2 separate regions of the Homo sapiens genome follow, and region 1 is linked to region 2. Evidence: chromatin loops called from intact Hi-C (ENCODE). Cell type or tissue: sigmoid colon. All regions are shown on one strand. Each heading gives the region's core, and the rest is flanking DNA. Links, peaks and the distances in the headings are about the cores only.

Region 1 (2,899 bases), core at 122-2,621, 420 kb before region 2:
TGGAGACAGTGAATAACCCATCCCAGGTCATACTACCTGCAAGGGAGGGTACCCGGATTGCAAACCAGTCCACCTGACTCCAGAGCCGGGGAGGTTTCTGTTCTCTGGACTGGCTGAGAAGCTCCCAGGGAGGCATGGACCTCTCCTAGCCTGTCGCTGCAGGAGTCAGCATGTGGTGAGAGCCTGCCTCAAGTGTTTGGGGCCCGCCACCATAAACCTGAGTGATTCCACACGGCCTAGGAATGGCTGGGAGGCCATTAGGAAGTCTCCGGGCCTCTTTAGGGCTACAGAGGGTGAGATGACGTCTGTGTCCTGCTCACAGCTGAGACCCAATTCACATTGTGGGTCCTGGCTCAGAGGGTAGGCATTATAATGAGCCTGAGGGCATCTTTTTTTTTTTTAAGTTGGGGTCTCGCTCTGTCGCCCAGGCTACAGTGCCCTGGTGCGATCATAGCTCACTGTAGCCTTGAACTCCTGGCTCAAGAGATCCCCCTCCCACCTCAGCTCCGGAGTCACTGGGACCACAGACTTGCACCACTGCCTCCCACAAGGGTCAGCTTCATGATCAGCAGCTCTCCCCAGGTCACCATAATCCTGCCCCCAGGATGCGGAAAGTGGCGCTGGCAGTCACCACCGCCTCCATAAGTCTGGCAGATTCCCAGCCCTGCGTTCTCCAAATACAGGGCAACTAAAGGGAAAAGGGGGAAATAGGAATTAAGGCATCACCCCTCACCACTTTCCAGTTAGTCTAGGGGGAAATCGGCACCTCTCCAGAGGTTTGGGGACCCCTCTTTCCATTCCCTGTGTCCCCAGGCCGATCCCCAGCCCTTTACTCCAACGGTAGACCTGAAGCTGTCGAGATATCAACTCAACATCTTAGGAGGGAGGGGAGACACTGAAGAAAAAAAAAACAAAACAGCTGCCCCCAGGAGGGACAACGATTCTCCCAAGAGCAGGCAGTCCCGAACTTCTCCCAGCACCCTGAACAATGAGGTAAACGGAGGTGTGGCGGGCCGCTCCCCCTACCCCTGCTAGCTGGATGCCAGCCCCCACCGCAAGCCCAGGGCTCAGCTGGCAGGGCCCCGCATGCAGCCCCCGCCGGGGGCAGGGCTGAGTGGCAGAGCGCAACAGCCGTGCCCCCTTCCTGGCCGTGCTCCTGCCTGGGCCTCTGGAGCCTGCCTCTCCCCCTCTGATGTAAGCTGATATTTTAATTCTCTTACAAGGAATGGTGTTTAGAGAAATGACTTAACCAGATTACTCATCGTCTCTAATGACTTGGCCCGACTCCAGCGCTATTCCTAGACGTGACGCTTGAGGCTTCGATTCTTTCTCTCTTTCCTTTTGCTCCTTTTTTTTTTTTTTTAAATACCAAGAAATTACAGCCCTGCCTACGCGGAGGCCCAGCCCCTACACGCCCCCTTTGCATGGTATCCTGGGAGATGGAGTTCTGTCCTGGCCCCAGTCATGCCCCCATCCCCAGCCCAACTCCTCGCCCCTCTCCCGCCTCATCTTGGTGGGAGATGGGCAGGGTGTGGCTGGGCAGAGGTCATTTAATCTCTACATGCCTTGGTTTACTCTTCTGTCAAATGGAAGGGTCACCTGACATACAACAGAGAGTGGAAGTGTCAGTTGAGACCTTATTTTAAGTAAAAGTGTCACAGAGACCCAATGGTTTTAAGAGATTTCTTGTCCAGTGCATTTTGTGCTAAGCACCAGTCAAGACTCACACAGAGCTTTAGTTACCCTGACCCTGGGACTTACCAGGGCCTGGCCCTCACCCAGCCCAAACTTACTCCTTCCTGTCTGTGGACGAGTCTGTGGGCTTGTCCAGCACTTACTCTCTGGTTCTCAATTGTAATAAGGGGATAGATATAGATACAGCGCCCACTTCAGAGGGCTAGAGTGACATTGAAAGAAATACTCCATGCAAGATGGTGCAGTGTGTGTTAGGGTCCGCCCTGGTCCAAGGCATTTTCACCCCTTTCAGCACAAGGCCTTGGCTGAGTAGCTGGAGCGGGGACTGATTCTTAGTAGCCTGTGAGGTTGGCAAGGGCCACATCTTCTGCTCCACAAGGATACGGACTTCTTTCTGGTTGTGGCTACATCCCAGGTCTAGCTCAGTGCTGGCACATAGTAGGACCACACAACACATGTTGGATGAGTGGATGACTGAATAAGTGGAGCATTATCCTGCTTTCCACGGGAGGGGCCTGAGGCCCTGACAGGTTAAGTGTCCAAGGCCACACAGCTGGGCTGTGTCTGAGTGGGAATGAAACCCCCAATTTTCTCTCCTTGCCCTCCGTTCCCCTCCCCCAGGGGAATTCAGCTTCCACCCTTCAGGCTCAGGAAGTTCAGAACCATGGGTTTCTACCCTGCTGGGACACACTGGGGAGATGTGGGGTGGAGAGGGGAAACCAGCCCAGCCCTGGCCCAACACAGGAAATCTTTCCAGATTGGCTGGAGGTTGGAGGGAACCTAGAGCCAGGTGCAGATGCAGCTTCCAGTGTGGACAAAGCTTGGGAAGCTGGTTTACACGCGCCCTGGGGTACAGTGGCCAAAGCTCTTTCAGGCAGGAAGTTGGCCCTTGGTGATCTGGGACTCACAACCACCTCCCCACTCCTTCACCCCCAGCAGTTCCCCAAAGGCCAAAAGCTATTCTTGTCTTTTTCTAAAAGAGGCATTTGAACCATGAGCCAATTTTTTCCATTCCTGAGCTTGGGTATCATCTATTTCGGGCATTTGTTGTTTTCCATGAGTTGCAAATGCTGCTGTGAAGCTGGCCTTTCCTGGACAGCTAGCACGGGGAACGAGGAGTTAGGCAAGCAGGGCGGGGCCGCGTTAAAAATACTTCCCCACTTCATTTCTCCTTTGAAAACAAACCCCCAGGGGCCTTTGGCAA
Region 2 (2,899 bases), core at 195-2,694:
GAGGACACCCAGGCCCAGAGCAGAGCTCTGTGGGGGCACAAGGACAAGGCAGCTCACGGATGTCCCACTTAACTCCACATGGGCCCATCAGGCCTGGCTCCGAGGCACAGAGCTGATGCTAAGAAACCTGTCTGTAGCGACACAGGAGTAGGTGGCAGGGCCAGAACTCACACCAAGTCTGTCTGTCTGACCTCAGGGCTGGGTCCTGCACTCCTCTCCCCTCCAGCCCCCTCGCAGCATGATGGAGACGGGGAAAGAGGCAGGGGAAGGCTCGTCTGTGCCTCCCAGGATGGGGGTCTCTGAACCTGGAAGAAACCGACACGCCCCCGGGAAGGCACTCCACGCCAGTGTCAGGGTGACGCAGGGCCCCTCTGTGGGTGCCGTCTCAGATGGGTCCTTTGTGCCTCCCAATGCTCGATTGTGTGTTCCGTCACACACTGTGCAAGGAGCAGGGGCTGCACCGCCAGCGTGGGGAATAATGGCCCCACTGTTCCCCATTACTCACCCACTGCTCCTTCTGGGCCTTGGGTGGGGGATTGGGGGCTGACAAGGTTAGCAGCTACATACCAGGGCCCCAGAAGCTGCATGTCTTCCTCCTCCGGGGTAAGGAGGAGCAAGGTGAAGGACCCAGAGCACGAAGGGAGAGCTGGAGGGCTCTCTCTGGACTGCAGCCAGCCTGCCGAGGCCAAGCAGTTCCTGGAATAATCCGCCCCACATGATGGCTCTGATTTACAGCTGGGGTCCAGGCTCCAACTGGCAGGAATGGGACCAGCTGGAACTTGTGACCCACCTGTCCCCAGACAGGGACGATTCTGGGTGGGGACCAAGGCCAGGACGGCATCCTTATGCCTGGCATTCAGATCACAGCGGTTGGCTCCTGTCCCTGCTGGCTTCTCACTGCCTCTCTCTGTGCAAAGGTGTCAAGCCCTGGGCAAAATGTATGTTCCCCTATGGCAAAACGCTCTAGCAGCAACCAGGAGGGAAAAAACAGCACAGCCAGAGCAGCCGTTCCAGGTTTTCCCAGCCAAGCTACAACTGCACACAGGAAGCACACGCTCAAACGCCCAAGCACCCTCGGCTCCAAATTCACGAGGGATCCAAACCAGGCACTGCAGGATTGCCGTGGGCCCTGAACGGCCCTCCCGCTGCGTATGGGATGAGGGACCTGTGATCGCTGGTGAAGAAATTAGCTTTGTTGCATAGGAAGCACTTGTTGAGGGGCTTGGACCGATTCACTGAGAGGTTAGACCGTAAGTCCACTGGGTACACCAGGTCCCTCAGGAAAGCCACGTGAGGGCACAGGCAGCACCCAGAGACACACACCTTCGGGGGAAGCAGAGGCTCCCAGCGCTCGCCGCTCTGGGAGACCACAGGCGAACCCCCTGCACCTCCCTGGCCTTGGCATTCTTAGCACCATTGTGGGGATCGATGCCCAATCAGCTCTCCTCCCTCCTCCCAGCCTGAGCCCAGCCAAGCAGCACCTAAGGCAAGAAGAGGTGAAGTGCCCACCCCTCAGCCTGTGGGCCTGCCGGGCCACCAGACTGCAGCGCTCCCGCCACCTAGTGGCAGGCCTGCGGTCCTCACCTGGAACAGCCACTGGAGCAGGGATACCGGGCAGTCAGGCATGTGCAGGTAGAGGATGTTCAGGAGGCCACTGCGCAGGAAGGAGAGCTGTTGGGCTGGCGGGGAGCTGGGAGGCAGAGGGCTGAGGTTAGGGGAGGCCTCTGTGCCAGCACACTTGTCTCGGTGACACCGCGGGAGGCTGTCACTACCCAGCTTCACTGGCTGTTGGGAAGCATATCTGTAACGCTAGAGACAAATGTGCTTTTCAAGCCCTCAGTGCATGATCTGTCAGAAGGAAAAGAACCCAGGCTAGCATCAGAATCACCTGCTCTTCTTGAATGTTGCGTGAACACACCTCATGGTGTTTAAAACACATGGCGGGTGGCTGGAGGCAGTGGCTCACGCCTGTAATCCCAGCACTTTGGGAGGCAAAGGCGGGTAGATCACGAGGTCAGGAGTTCAAGACCAGCCTGGCCAACATGGTGAAACGCTGTCTCTACTAAAAATACAAAAATTAGCCAGGCATGGTGGCATGTACCTGTAATCCCAGCTACTCGGGAAGCTGAGGCAGGAGAATTGCTTGAACCCGGGAGGTGGAAGTTGCAGTGAGCCAAGATCATGCCACTGCACTCCAGCCTGGGCAACAGGGCAACACTCCGTCTCAAACAAACAAAAAAACATGGTGGGGCAGTGCAGTCTGCCCTTTCCATTTGACCACAGGGGAAAGTGGAATATTTGCCAAGGGTGTGGAAAGGTGAGGAGTGAGGCCAGGAGTGGGTGTCTTAGCCTCGGGTTCCTCCAGCTGCAAGGGGCGGGCACGATTACCCCCACGAGGCCAGCGTCTCGCGATCTGGTTACACAGGGCGTTTCTGCTCTGCCTTATGTTTTTCAGATACAAAGGGGACACCTGAGAAGACCGGAAAATAACAGAAAGGGGCCCGGGATGAAGACATTCTGGGAAGGAAATACCAAACAAGAGTTCCATAGAGGATTCTTCAGAAACCATGTGAGCTGCAAGTGTCCCAGATTCCAGGGATGGGGGCGTGCTCAGACCAGCCACGCGGCTGTGGCTGTGACCGTGTGCCCATTCACACCACCCCCTCGGGCCTCTTCCTCCTAACAGGAGCTCTCAAAATCGGCGCTGGTGTGGAGATGAGCCCTGCCTTGGGGACCACTGACCCGGTAGATCACCTTGACCTACAAGATTCCAGATCTTTGCAAAATGAGTTGTTGAAATGTTTCATATGGTTGTAGGGCCTCTGGTAGAAGGTGCTTCAGAAGTCATTTTATAGGGGGTTGGCTGGACTTTGTCACCGTTCCTGAGCTCCTGGTCATC

Evidence for each region. Hi-C counts contacts between places; a loop is a spot of excess contacts. Peaks named below come from ENCODE experiments on the same cell type or tissue, not always from the same donor. Only the 100,000 strongest peaks of a DNase experiment are listed, where the experiment ranks them.
Region 1: a loop joins it to region 2, with 4 times the contacts of the local background. A loop is called at or near these places in 11 of 110 quality-filtered maps.

What each region holds. Positions count from the first base shown.
Region 1 is chr2:96,530,977-96,533,875 of GRCh38, forward strand. It overlaps LOC105373496 (a long non-coding RNA gene), which reads right to left and starts at 1,330. Exons shown (of 3, transcript NR_135564.1): 1 at 1,251-1,330. RefSeq lists enhancers at 34-825, 826-1,615, 1,324-1,373 and a silencer at 1,044-1,123. In sigmoid colon, for the core only: no CTCF peak of the experiment used is centred there; DNase peaks (open chromatin) are centred at 635, 1,285 and 1,965; H3K4me3 peaks cover 765 bases; H3K27ac peaks cover 2,329 bases.
Region 2 is chr2:96,949,795-96,952,693 of GRCh38, forward strand. FAM178B (family with sequence similarity 178 member B) reads right to left here. Exons shown (of 17, transcript NM_001122646.3): 7 at 1,585-1,690. Among named protein-coding and RNA genes, the nearest start is that of FAM178B, 35 kb to the right of the region's middle. RefSeq lists enhancers at 228-869, 870-1,509. In sigmoid colon, for the core only: a CTCF peak has its summit at 1,563 (motif pointing left); DNase peaks (open chromatin) are centred at 422, 719, 1,007, 1,557 and 1 weaker place.